Regions from separate parts of the Homo sapiens genome. Here region 2 is linked to region 1. The links are chromatin contacts, found by Hi-C in ENCODE. All regions are on one chromosome and are shown on one strand. The core of a region is the stretch at or near the end of the contact, and the rest is flanking DNA. Distances in the headings are between cores, read along the strand shown. Region 1 holds the start of NOM1 (nucleolar protein with MIF4G domain 1). Region 2 holds the start of PAXIP1-DT (PAXIP1 divergent transcript).

Region 1 (6,025 bases), core at 2,631-5,130:
AATTAGCCAGGCATGGTGGCATGCACCTGTAGTCCCAGCTACTTGGGAAGTTGAGAAGGGAGCATCACTCGAGCCCAGAAGGGCGAGGCTGCAGTGAGCTATGATCATGCCATGGCACTCCAGCCTGGGCAACAGAGCAAGGCCCTGTCTCCAAAAAATATATAAAAATAAAGATAAAGTTTTTTTTAAAACAAAAGCACTAAAGAAAACAATTACGAAAATGAAGAGTAACAAGGAATGAGAAGACTGATATTAAACTACGTTATAGAGCCATAATAGTTAAAGCAGTAGAGCACCGAGGCATACACATGCTGGAAGATTAGGAAAAAGAGAGCCCAGAGATAGGCTCAAATACATTTTAAAAACTGCTGTATTATCAAGATGGTGTTTCAAATTGGTGGAGAAAAGGTAGATTTTTCATTAAAATGTACTGGCATTGGCATTTTCTGGGGAAAAAATAGGTTGGTCTTACCTTGTTTTATACATCAAAATAAAAAATACATTGGTCAAAGATTAAGTATTTTAGGAGCCAGGTATGGTGGCTCGTGACTGTAATCTCAGATACTCAGGAGGCTGAGGCGGGAAGATCACTTGAGGCCAGGAGTTTGAGACCAGTCTAGGCAACATAGCATCCCTTAAAAAACAAAAATAAAAATAGCTGGGCAGGATGGCTGAAGTGGGAGGATCACTGGAGCCCAGGAGTTTGAGGCCATGGTAAGCTATGATCCTGCCTGTGAAGAGCCACTGCATTCCAGCCTGGGCAACATCGAGAGAACTTCATCTCTAAAAGGAAGGGGGGGAATCTTTAAAAAAAAATCCTTGAGTGGGGAAGAGCTTTCAAAGTATAATACAAAACTTTAGAAGTCATAAAGACTGATAATTTTAACAATGCAAAAGAAATTTTAATCGTCCATGGCAAAAAAATAAAAATGAAACTAGTCAACTAGAGAAAAATACATATTTGCAACATGTCATGAACAAGAGCCAATTTCCTTAATATGTAAAGAGCTTCTGTAAGAAAAGACTGTCATAAACCATAGAAAAATGGGCAAAGGATATGAATCGCAATTTTGCAGAAATGAAATGGAAATGGCTCATAAGCATATGAAGGATGGTCAGCTCCACTTTTACTGAGGAACATGCAAATTCAACTTAATGAGATTTTTTTCTTCCATCAAATTGGCAAAGATAAGTTTCATAACTTTCATTCATTGATGCAACTTCCATGGATGGTCCTTAAGCAATATTTATCAAATTTACAAAATACACACCATCAATTTCAGAATTCACACACTTCTAAGAATATATCCCTTAAACTGTACTCTCACATGAAATGCTGTGTGTGGAAAGCTATTCATTGTAGCATCATTTTTAGTATGAATGTGTGGGAATAAAAACTATCAGCAGGGGCTGTGTCACTAAATGATGGACGGCCTCTCCATCACTGACTTTGCAGCCAATAAAAAATAACAAAGCATCCATTCATTCATGTCTATTTACCGAGTGCCACTAACCCTGGGGACAAATCCACAGACCAGAAGTCATGCCCTGGTGAGAAGGAGACAACAAACACATAAGTCAAATGGGGAGGGAAGTGCCAAGGAAATAGGATGACAGGAAACAGGATTTTGAGGCTGCTGCAGCCTCAAACAGGGTTGTCAGGATGGACTCGCTGAGACTTTTGAGCAAAGGCTGGGATCAGAAAGGACCAGGAGCCTGTGCCTGCGCTGGAGCGGGGGGAAGCGGCGGGAAGCGGCGGGAGAGAGGGGAGACAGGGTCAGGAGATGAGGTGAGGGCAGATCCAGCAGGACCTCCAGCGTTCCTGGAGAGTGAGCTGGCACGCAGCCACGTGGTCCTATTTTCATATTTTAAAAGCATGCCTTTGGCTGCTATGTGGAGAGCAGACTGAAGGGTTGAGGGGATGAAAGTGGAGAGACCAGACAGAGGCCTTTGCAATAATCCAGGCAGCTATGATGGTGGCAGGGAAGGTCCATTGGTCCCTCCCTCTGCTGCAGGATGGTCTACAAGATACATTGTTAAATGAAAAAAGCAAGATGTGGAACAGTGTTTTGTAAACTAGCACTCATGAGACACAGCACACACACCTATTTATGCTTCATTGAGTATAGAATCTATTGGGAAGATCACTTCAGAATGATATATTGCTGCTTCATGGAAGGAGAACTGGGTGGCTTGTGGACAGGCACAGCACAGAAATTGACCTTTTCATTTATATCTTTTTGTACCTTTTGAATTTTGGACCCTGTACATAGAGTATATTGCTTATTAAAAATTAAATTACTTATTTTTTTAAAGTACCTTAAATATTTGAGAGAGGAAAATATTTGCACATAGGAGATACAGAGGATTATTCAAAATTTTTTATTTGTAAAGAATTCCTTGCCGGGTGTGGTGGCTCACACCTGTAATCCCAATACTTTAGGATTTGAGCTTAGGAGTTTGAGACCTGCCTGGACAACACAGGGAGACCCTGTCTCTACTTTAAATTTATATTAAATAAATTTTATATTTAAAAAAATTCGTAAAACCTATAAGGAAAATGGACAAAGGCCATAAACAGAGGAGGAAATACAAATGGCCAGTGAACAAAGACACCCACTCTCATCAGGAACTAAATGACAAGATGCCATTTTGAGCTGACAAGTTGACAAAAATTAAATCATTTTAAAGTCAAGGACGGGCCGGGCGCGGTGGCTTGCCTGTAATCCCAGCACTTTGGTCCGCCATTGCACTCCGGCCTGGGCAACAGAGTGAGACTCGGTCTCAAGAAAAAAAAAAGAAAAAAAATTAAATTAAATTAAATTAAGTCAAGGGTGGGAACTCTGTGGAAATGAAGCTTCTGAAGCTGTCCGGGAAGAGAAGCGGCCCCTGGTCAGGCCGAGAACCCCACAGCAGCAGCCCCGTCTTCCCCCAGCTCACTGCTAGGCGAGGCTGCTCCTGCGCCTCCGGGCTTCCCAAAAATCCAGACGCAAACTGCGCGGCCTCTGCGTTCGCTTCCCGGTTCAAGTTACCCAGTAAAGAGGAACCTCAAACGCTCTGCCCTCGGGGCCCAGCGTCCAAACCCAGCCTGGGCAGGGCCGGCTCCTCAGGGGTCCTCGGCCGCCTGGGGGCCACAGGCGTCTCCCTGGTCCGTATCCAGAGCCTGCTTCTCAGGAGAACGCTGGCTCTGGGGCCAGTCCTAACCCACGAGGGCTCCTCTCGACCACATCTGCAAAGGCCCTATTTCCAAATAAGGTCGCATTCCTGGGTCCTGGGCGGACACGAACCTGGGGCCCGCGCATCCCAGCGTCGTCGCCGCCGCCAACCTCCGGCACCGCGCCGACCCGCGCGGAGTCTCCCCTCCATCATACGCGAGGATTTCCCTTTGGAGTCTCGCTCTGTCGCCCAGGCTGGAGTGCAATGGCGCCATTTCGGCTCACTGCAACCTCCGCCTCCGTGGTTCAAGCGATTCTCCTGCCTCAGCCTCCGAGTAGCTGGGATTACAGGCGCGTGCCCCCACGCTCAGCTAATTTTTGTAGGGGGGTGGGTGGGTTTCACCAGGTTGGCCAGGCTGGTCTCGAACTCCTGACTTCAGGTGATCCACCCGTCTCGGCCTCCCAAAGTGCTGGGATTACAGGCGTGAGCCACCGCGCCCGGCCGGATTTCCCTTTTAAATGTGAAGGCACCTCCATGCTCATCGCGAGCCTGACGTCCACGCGGCGCCCACCCGCGGGCGCGCCTGCCCCGGGCGCCACCTGCCCGGCTGCCCCCGCACCCGGCTCCGCGCAGCTCTGCACGCTGTCGCCCTCCGGCCAGCAGGGGGCGCCGCCCGCCCGCCCCGCGCAGCCGCCTCTTCCCCGGAAGTCCCGCCTCGGCCGGAAGTCGTGCGTCCACGCGTTTCGAAAGATGGCGGCGTCCAGGAGCGCGGGAGAGGCCGGCCCGGGCGGCTCCCAGGGACGCGTGGTCCGCATGAAGCGCAGAGGCGGGCGCGGGCCGCGCCGCGGTCCTGCTGGCGGTGGGGAGAAGGCCCTGAAGAGGCTGAAGCTAGCGGTGGAGGAGTTCGTGCACGCGACTTCGGAAGGCGAGGCTCCCGGGGGTTGCGAGGGGCGCGGCGCCCCGGTGAGCTTTCGCCCGGGAGGGAGAAAAAGCCGTAAGGAACTGAGGAAGGAGAAGCGGCACCTGCGGAAAGCACGCCGGCTGCAGAGGACGGCGGGCCCCGAACAGGGTCCCGGCCTGGGAGGCCGAAGCGGAGCCGAAGAAGCCAGCGGTCACCGGCAGGACACGGAGGAGCGCGCCCGCCCAGCCCCTAGTCGGGACCCCTCGCCTCCCAGGAAGCCGCGGCCGTCCCGGGTCAAGGCCAAGGCCACGGCCGCCACCGCAAAGACCAGACCCTCCGCAGCCGCCACCGCCGCTGCCCGGAAACGGGCGCTTTTAGCGGCGAACGAGGAGGAGGACCGAGAGATCCGAAAGCTGGAGCGTTGCCTCGGTTTGAACAAGCGCAAAAAGAAGGACGGCAGCAGCTCCGTGCCGCTGAGCTTTGCACGCGACGGTCTTGACTATATTCTGGGAGCCCTGGAGTCTGGGAAAAATAGCGGCTTGTACGACAGCAGTGGTGAGGAGGAGGAAGATGCCGGACAGACACTCCCCGAAAGTGACTTAGAGAGTGACTCCCAGGACGAAAGTGAGGAGGAGGAGGAGGGAGACGTAGAAAAGGAAAAGAAGGCGCAGGAAGCAGAAGCGCAGAGCGAGGACGACGACGAGGATACAGAAGAGGAACAGGGGGAAGAAAAGGAAAAGGGAGCGCAGGAGAAAAGGAGGGGGAAGAGAGTCCGTTTTGCAGAAGATGAAGAAAAGAGTGAAAATTCCTCGGAGGACGGTGACATAACGGATAAGGTATCGTGTGAACACTCTCTAGGCCCTCTGGGATTTCCTTCAAAATAACGGGACAGGGAATGGGGCGTGAGGCAGAAATGACACAGACTTGGTGTCTTGATAATGGTTTCAGCTGAATGTGAGTAAATCGAGTACGTTACTCTATTCGGTCTTCTTTCATGTTTTTAAATTTTCATAATGTAAAGTTTAGGAGAAAAGCAATATAGAGACATTTTTATCCCGGGGACTTAAGGGCCATTTCCACAGTGCAGCATCTTCATTCTGTGTTTACCAGCCCAGGTCTCTAAACCTGTTAACCCTACCTCATCTGTTAAGGCCTCTTTCGAGTATCCGAGGACATCTGCCGTGCCCGACTTTTAGAGTGAATTTTCTAAAACTCGAAGCTAATTTACAGCACTCCCTTAGATAAAGTCCAACATTGAATTAAAGATAAAGGCTGAGGCGGGGCAGATCATTTGAGGTCAGGTGTTTGAGACCAGCCTGGCTAACGTGGTGAAACCCCGTCATTACTAAAAATACAAAAAACAGCCGGGCGTGGTGGCAGGCGCCTGTAATCCCAGCTACTTGGGAAGCTGAGGCTTGAACCAGGGAGGCAGAGGTTGCACTGAGCCGAGATCGCGCTACTGCACTCTAGCCTGGGCGAGAGAGCCAGACTCTGTTTCAAAGAAAAAAAAAAGTTCAGAATCTAGGACGTAGCAATCAAGGCATTCATGGGCTGTCATCTTGCATATTTTATCTCAGCGTTCCTTTGCATGTAGCTCATGGTTGGAGGCAGCTGTGTGGAATTGCCTGCATTTCCTTCTCCCCACATCGCACTAGTTCTATGTATGTAAATATTCAGCTTCTATGTATACAAATATTCTTTATTGAACCAGGTTTAAACTACCTAGCAGTGAGGATCGTGCCTTGCAAATGTTTGTGTCCTTAATGATTTGCAAACACCACCACCCCCCTTGATAATTTAGGAAATAGCAGTGAGTTGGTTTTGATTTTTTTTTTTTGAGACTGAGTCTTGCACTGTCGTCTAGGCTGGAGTAGAGTGGTGCAGTCTCCGCCCACTGCAAGCTCCGCCTCCCAGGTTCATGCCATTCTCCTGCCTCATCTCCCAAGTAGCTGGGACTACAGGCGCCCA
Region 2 (6,753 bases), core at 4,254-6,753, 1.9 Mb before region 1:
GCCTTAGCCTGCTTTTGGAATGAAATACACTCTTACAATAATTCAAACACCCATCTGATTCAAGGCATCAGATCTGTTTCCCATGACAGGTTTCCCTGGCTCAGAAAACTTCCAGGCAGTGGTAACGTGGGACGAGTTCTGCAGCAGGCATAAAGGATGGCCTAGGATTACTTACGACATACAGAAGCCATGCTCTACCTTGGTTTAGCTGAAAGGACCTGAAGCTAAGGGAAGTTACTCAGACGTTAAAGATGTCCACAGTTATCTGGCAACTTTCCACACAAAACAGGACTTTAGGGCCAGCACGGTGGCTCATGCCTGTAACCCCAGCACTTTGGGAGGCTGAGGCAGGCGGATCACCTGAGGTCAGGAATTCAAGACAAGCCTGGCCCAACATGTTGAAACCCTGTCTCTACTAGAATACAAAAATTAGCCAGGCGTGGTGGCAGGCACTTGTAATCCCAGCTACTCAGGAGGCTGAGGCATGAGAATCACTTGAACCCGGGAGGCGGAGGTTGCAGTGAGCTGAGATCGTGCCATTGCACTCCAGCCTGGGCAACAGAGCGAGATTCCAGCTCAAAAAAATAAATAAATAAAAAATAAAAATAAAATAAAACAGGACTTTAGCAAAAACCCTGAAAAGAGCTATAGTGAAACTTCAATGTACTGCTTGCAAGATACTGAGGAAAAGATATAAAACAAATTATGTTTACTACTGACCTTTACAACAGGTAAGTCAAAGACTTCCCGAGCTTCTCCCACCTCTGGATTGTCCCCATCCTCTGAGATTATGTGTGAGGCTAGTGCATTGTAGGAAACTTCCTTCGCTTTTCCAGCCTTGAGAAGCTGAATAACCTAAAAAACAAGAAAATCCACACAAATTAAAATGGGCAATACTGTACTGTACTCTTGAATTACAGAAATAATTATTGGGCATAATAGTACTTTTTAATAAAAACACACCATATTCCCCACATAAAAACTAACAGCCTTTTACTCTGAATAATATGCCAATGAAACTTTCGGGGACAATCAAAAGCAGCAAATCTTGATTCACTGACCAAGTCAATGACCAAGTAATGGAGGCTATTGTGAGTCCAGTAGTGGACATGGTCTGTCCTCAAGACAGATGGGCTGGACAAACCAGGAGACAGCACAACCACTGCTGCGGTGGGGCCACGCACATGGTGCTCCTGAGCTTCCAACTTAAAGACTGGGACATGGGGAGTTTCATAATTAGGGAAAGATTCTGGAAGACAAGATATGTGAGCAGAACCCTCATAAACGTCTGGGTGTTAGGCAAAAATCCATACATCGAGGAAGAGGGAGCAGTGTTGAAGGCACTGAACAGGTGAATACAGAGCAGACCGTAAATGGGCTTTCTTACACACTATGCAAAAAAGTCTGTGCTTCATTCTGGGGTATATGCAGGGCCACTGAAGGATTTCACACAGGAAAAGTAGCACAGATTTCATACAAAGATGACAGTCCATGTGAAAAGAAAGGATTGGGTGGGCTGGCTGTGTTTGGTTGGCTAGATGACTAAAGACAAGAGACCTGTTAAGAAACAAGTGCAATAACCCAGGTGAAAGAGGCATCCACTAAAGTGATGTCCTGATGGGCAGAAAGGAGGAAGATGTGAGAGAATCGGCAAGCCTTGGTGTCTGGAAGGGGTATAAGCAAAAGAGCAAAGTCCAGACTGAAATGGTGGTGAGTACCACTCACTGAGGAACACATCAGAAGGCTGGCAGGTGGGGACACAAGGACGTGTTTTAGTTTGGGCATGCCATTCTTTGGGGGTCGTGTTAATATCTGGCAAGAGGCATCCAGTTGCAGCTAGGAAAAGATGTGGATCTCCCTGACAGAAAGTCATCAGCATTGTTACATAGATGGGAGCCACAGCCATGAGCGTGAAGGTGGTCGCAGTGCAGAATGGGAGGGGAGCTAGAGAGCAGACACAGCAACTGATACTTCAGGGACAGGTAGGGAAGTGCAGTATCACAGGAGAGGAGCGTCAACAGAAGCCAAGGAAGTGAGGGTTAAGGAACAGTCGACAGTCAAGTGCTTCAGAAGAGGTGGGCAGTGTCTAAGCTGACAGTGCACACCAACTGTCAAAGTGACATGGTGCCCACAAAGCTCAAGTGACCCACCAGGGCAACGCTCTTCCAGGTCCCCTCTCTGCAGCAGAGAGCTTTCTTCTTTCACTTATTAAACTTTTGCTCCAACCTCAAAAAAAAATAAAGTCACCCACAAGCTAGACAACCTTTTCAGAATACTTTACCGACCACTAATAGATATGAACTAGAGCAGAGGCTCAATATTTAGTAAGTGAAAAAACAGCGGTCACTGGCCATGGGCCACTTTACCTTTCTTCCTTCCCTTGACCTCTAAGCATTTTTAGCTTCACGCATCCATTCGACTGGTCTTCAGAAAAGGCACCCCTCCTTTTCCTATCCTCCAGTCTGTTTCTGATCCTACTCCCTTCTTCATGAGTTTCCCTGTCCATAGCTATGTTCCCTCCACCTGTAAACAGTAAAGTCACCCACATCCTTCCACGCGCTTGTGATGCAACACAGATCCCTCCCCAGCCCTCTCTTCCTCAGGCACCTTCTCTATTTCCTTCTCAGGACAAACTTCCTGAAGAGTCTAACCTTTCTGTTCTCAGTTTCCATTCACTCTTCAACTCCCTGCAATCCAGCCCCTTCCACCAACACTCTACCAAAAACACTTTACTCGGTTTTCACGAACTTTGAGGATGCCAAAACCAATAGCTTCTCTTCAATCTCCACACTACTGAGTATCTTAATAGATTTATCTCATATCACTCTGTTCCAGATATAGTGATCATCCTGATGTATCCCAAACGCATGAATGCCTTCATTCCTCAGCACATACGCTCCACATGAAAATATTCCTTCATGTTCTTAACTTCTGCTTATCTCAAAACCCAACTGAAATGACATCTACTGAGTGACATTTCAGTGGTGTCTACTTTGCACCCCAGTGGAGAAATCTGCTACACCTTGTACTGTGATATGTCCAGGTGTGCTCCCTCCCCCACCAATGAGGGGCGCTAAAGGGCAGGTACCATGTCCTCTTCACCTCTGTATTATACCTGGCACCTAGTCCATGCCTGCCTCATATTAGATGGTCAACATGTGAACTTATAATCCACAGTCATAAGAGTCAGAGAATCAGATGTCCAGGCTCAAAACTTTTCAGAAAATATACTGTTTCAGATGAAAGTGGTTTGCCAAGGACATTTTTAAGCACTTAGATTTGATTCAAAGTCGAGTAAATATGGTTCCAGTTCAACTTGTTCCAGGTTTTAAGTAACATTTGGTTCAAGTCCCCTATAAGAGCCAAAGTCCTAAAATGAAACACGAAGGCTAGGAAGGAGGGGGAAGAGAAAAATGGTGGATAGCAAAAAACAAAAACAAAAAAACAAACAAAAAAAAGAGGGGCGGGGGAATCATCAATACTGGAAAAAGCTAACACTGTTACAGGCACTCATCTTCATCGCTCCGTGTTCAGCAACTGTTTTACTCTGTAAATTCAAAGATAGAAGGCTTTTTTTTTTTTTTTGAGACGGAGTCTAGCTGTTGTTGCCCAGGCTGGAGTGCAGTGGCGCGATCTCGGCTCACTGCAACTTCCACCTCCCAGGTTCCAGCAATTCTCCTGCCTCAGCCTCCCGAGTAGCTGAGACCACAGGCGCCCGCCACCACGCCCGGCTAATTTTTGTATTTTTAGTAGAGATGAGGCTTCACCATGTTGGCCAGGCTGGTCTCGAACTCATGACCTCAGGTGATCCACCCGCCTTGGCCTCCCAAAGTGCTGGGATTACAGGGGTAAACCCGGCCTTGAAGTCTCTTTACCCTAAAGTTACAGGGCAAAAAGGGTCCAAAAAGTTGTTACAAGGACGAACCTCAAGAAGGCCAAGATCACTCAGCCTTCTACAATTCCTTCTACACCATCCAAGTTCATCTGCGAAATATGAGTCTCCGCCCTTCCAGGCCTAACTCTGATCACTGGGGATCCCCATCCTCCAAGGTGGGGGCCACTGATGTCACACCCAAGGCAACACAACTGTACAGCTAAACTTTTAAGAAGGAAATATTTTGAAGATTAACCTGAAGAGGATATTCAACTAAGATGCATTCCTACCACGGACTGATAACTGTGTGACATCAAACAGATATATTATTATAGGAATACTAAGGAAAACCCACAATATCCTTTGGCGTGAGCCCAAACTACACAAAATTAAATGTGTAATGTGATGGTGTTACCAGGGTACCGTAAAATTAATCGTCCAAGTGGGAAAATCAAGGAAGACGAATGCCAGCCCCCACGTGCAGGGACACAGGCTGGAAGGGAGCGCTCCTCAGCCCCGCACAGGACGGCAGCTGCCCGGGTGGCGGAGGCGGCCAAGCCGGTGCACGGCCACGACCCCCGCCGGCCGAGCGAGGCTGGGGTCCCCGCGCGAGCTGCCCCGGCTGGGGATCCCGGCGCCCCTCGTCCGCCCTCGGAGCTGCTCTCCCGGGAGCCGAGACGCCCGGCGCGGGGAATGGGGAGACGCGACCCCGCGCCCGTCCCGCTCAGCAAAGGAGCAGAGAACGAGGCGGCCCGGTGGGTCGGGGGCGGCGACCCCAGGGCCGCAGGCCGGGGGCTCAGGGCGCGCACTAGGGGCCGAGGTACAGAGCCCCAGCCGCCTTCCCTCCCGCACTCCCCCGGGCCCGGGCCTCCCGCGCCCACCCCGCGGTCGCCCCTGCCCTCAGCGCAGTCAGGCCAGCGGCCTCGGCGGACCCGACGCTCTGCGCCCGGCGCGCGCCCGCGGCAGGAGCGGGGACGGGGACGGGGACGGGGACGGACGGGGACGCGGACGGGGGAGGAGGCCGCGGCAGGGGCGGGCGCGGTACCTGCGGGTCGATGTCGCCCACCGCGTAATACTTGACCTCCCTGAACATCTCCTCAGGAACTTTGGGCGCCTGGTCCGACATGATCGCGGCGGCCCGGGAGGCTCCGCGGCGGCGCCCGGCCCCGCCCACCCCCCGCCCCCGGCCCCCGCGGCGCCCGGCGCCCCCACTCGCCCCGCCAACGGCCCTGCCCGCGCAGCCCGGGCCCGGTCCTGCGAATCGGGGTCCGCTCCCCCGCCCTCCGCGCCCCCGCCCGCGCCCGCGCCGAGCGCCCGAAGCGCGGGAGCCGCGCGCGCCCTGCGGGACGCACCATCCCGCCCCGGCCACCGAGGGGGAGCGCCGAGGAGCCGCCCGGCCTCCAGTGACGCCCCGCGCCTCTGCCGCCAGCCACGGCTCCGGGGTAGCTGGCGCCGGCAGCCCGCTCTGGCCCTTGCGGTTCCGTGGCCGCCGCTCTGCAACGAGGGGGCCCCGAGGACGAGGGGAAACCAGCTCCCCCCTCGGCGGGGCCGGAGTGAGCCGGTCCCGGGGAGGAGGGGAGCTGGCAGGCCCCTCCCGTCGCCACATGCGGCTGCTCGGGGGCGGCGCATGCGCGCGGCGGAGGGGGGGGTGGGGCCTTGGGGCCGCGAGTGGGAGCGGGAGCGGTTCTGCGGCCTCCTCGGGCTTCTTGGCCCTGGGCGGAGTGGGATTGGGTGTCCCGGCTGTTCGCAGTGGCCGCGAGTGCGGCCGGACCTGGAGTAGTACCTGAGCCGCTCTGGCCGAGCAAGGCGCGGGGCCCCGGTCTACACCGCGCTGGACCCGGCTATGCCGTGACGGAATTCCCGAGGCCGTAGCGCCACGCGAGACGCGCACTGGTGGCCTCCGCGGCGAGTCCTGGGGTCTCCGCAAGGCCTCAGTGCCCGAGCTGGGGACGTGCTGGGGGGAGGCCCGGCCCCGTCGCTGCCCGAGGCCCCGCTGTCCCGGCCGGACCGGCCTGGTCCCTGGCGTCCTGTCGGGTCCGCGCTGGAGGAGAGTCCCAGACAGCAGAGCCCGCGGTGCAGCTCCAGCCCCGGGAAGCCCCGCGCTCAACAGGTTAATACTACACAGCGGCGATTCTAATGGTCACGCTTTTATTTACAGCTCGCCTCCCTTCCGCCAAGATTCACAGAACACGGCAGAGTGGCCTCGGGATCACCTGCCCAAGACACCTGCACGACCGGAAGTTGGGAGAAGAAATTAAGGCCATGATGATGAACGCAGCCTTTCTCGTTTATTTCCAATCCCACAACAAACCGGAGTCCAGGAACTCATGGGTGATTATCGGACTATTACCTAGTCGTAAAACTGTGGAGCATTGGTGTCTAAAGGAATCTGAGACAGACCCGCAGTGTCTCCCCCACATGCCTTAAGTCACTTCTGCCAAGCAGAAAATCATTTTTAAGTAAATGTTAGTGAAATTGGTTTTAAAAAAGAGAAGGGGCCGGGCGCGGTGGCTCACGCCTGTAATCCTATCCTTTAGGAGGCCGAGGTGGGCGGATTGCCTGAGTTCAGGAGTTCGAGACCAGCCTGGGCGACACGGTGAAACCCCGTCCCTACTAAAATACAAAAAATTAGCCGGGCGTGGCGGCACGCGCCTGTAGTCCCAGCTACTCAGGAGGCTGAGGCAGGAGAATGGCTTGAACTCGGGTGGGGGAGGTTGCAATGAGCCGAGATCGCGCCGCTGCACTCCAGCCTGGGCGACAGAGCGAGACTCTGTCTCTGAAAAAAAACAAAACAAAACGAGAAGGCTTTCAAAATTACTCTGCGGTACACTAATTTAACAGATTAGATCACTTTCCAGGCTTTAAGTTGGCCTTTGTTC

The links. A loop is a pair of places that touch in the nucleus more often than their neighbours do. Pooled maps may share reads with other maps.
Region 2: a loop to region 1 is called in a pooled map, with 17 times the contacts of the local background. The contact joins the promoter of PAXIP1-DT here to the promoter of NOM1 in region 1. A Hi-C loop is called at or near these places in 1 of 168 maps with a recorded cell type or tissue (breast epithelium), 1 of 37 single-sample maps with no recorded cell type and 8 of 50 pooled maps.

The regions. Positions count from the first base shown.
Region 1 is chr7:156,945,832-156,951,856 of GRCh38, forward strand. NOM1 (nucleolar protein with MIF4G domain 1) reads left to right here and starts at 3,881. Exons shown (of 11, transcript NM_138400.2): 1 at 3,881-4,893. The coding sequence starts at 3,907. RefSeq lists an enhancer at 3,033-3,561 and silencers at 3,622-3,971, 4,252-4,301.
Region 2 is chr7:154,997,930-155,004,682 of GRCh38, forward strand. It overlaps PAXIP1-DT (PAXIP1 divergent transcript), which reads left to right and starts at 5,504. Exons shown (of 1, transcript NR_028090.1): 1 at 5,504-6,753. It overlaps PAXIP1 (PAX interacting protein 1), which reads right to left and starts at 5,195. Exons shown (of 21, transcript NM_007349.4): 1 at 4,920-5,195; 2 at 721-855. The coding sequence starts at 5,000. RefSeq lists silencers at 4,336-4,485, 4,656-5,025, 5,056-5,745, 5,766-5,845 and an enhancer at 6,090-6,591.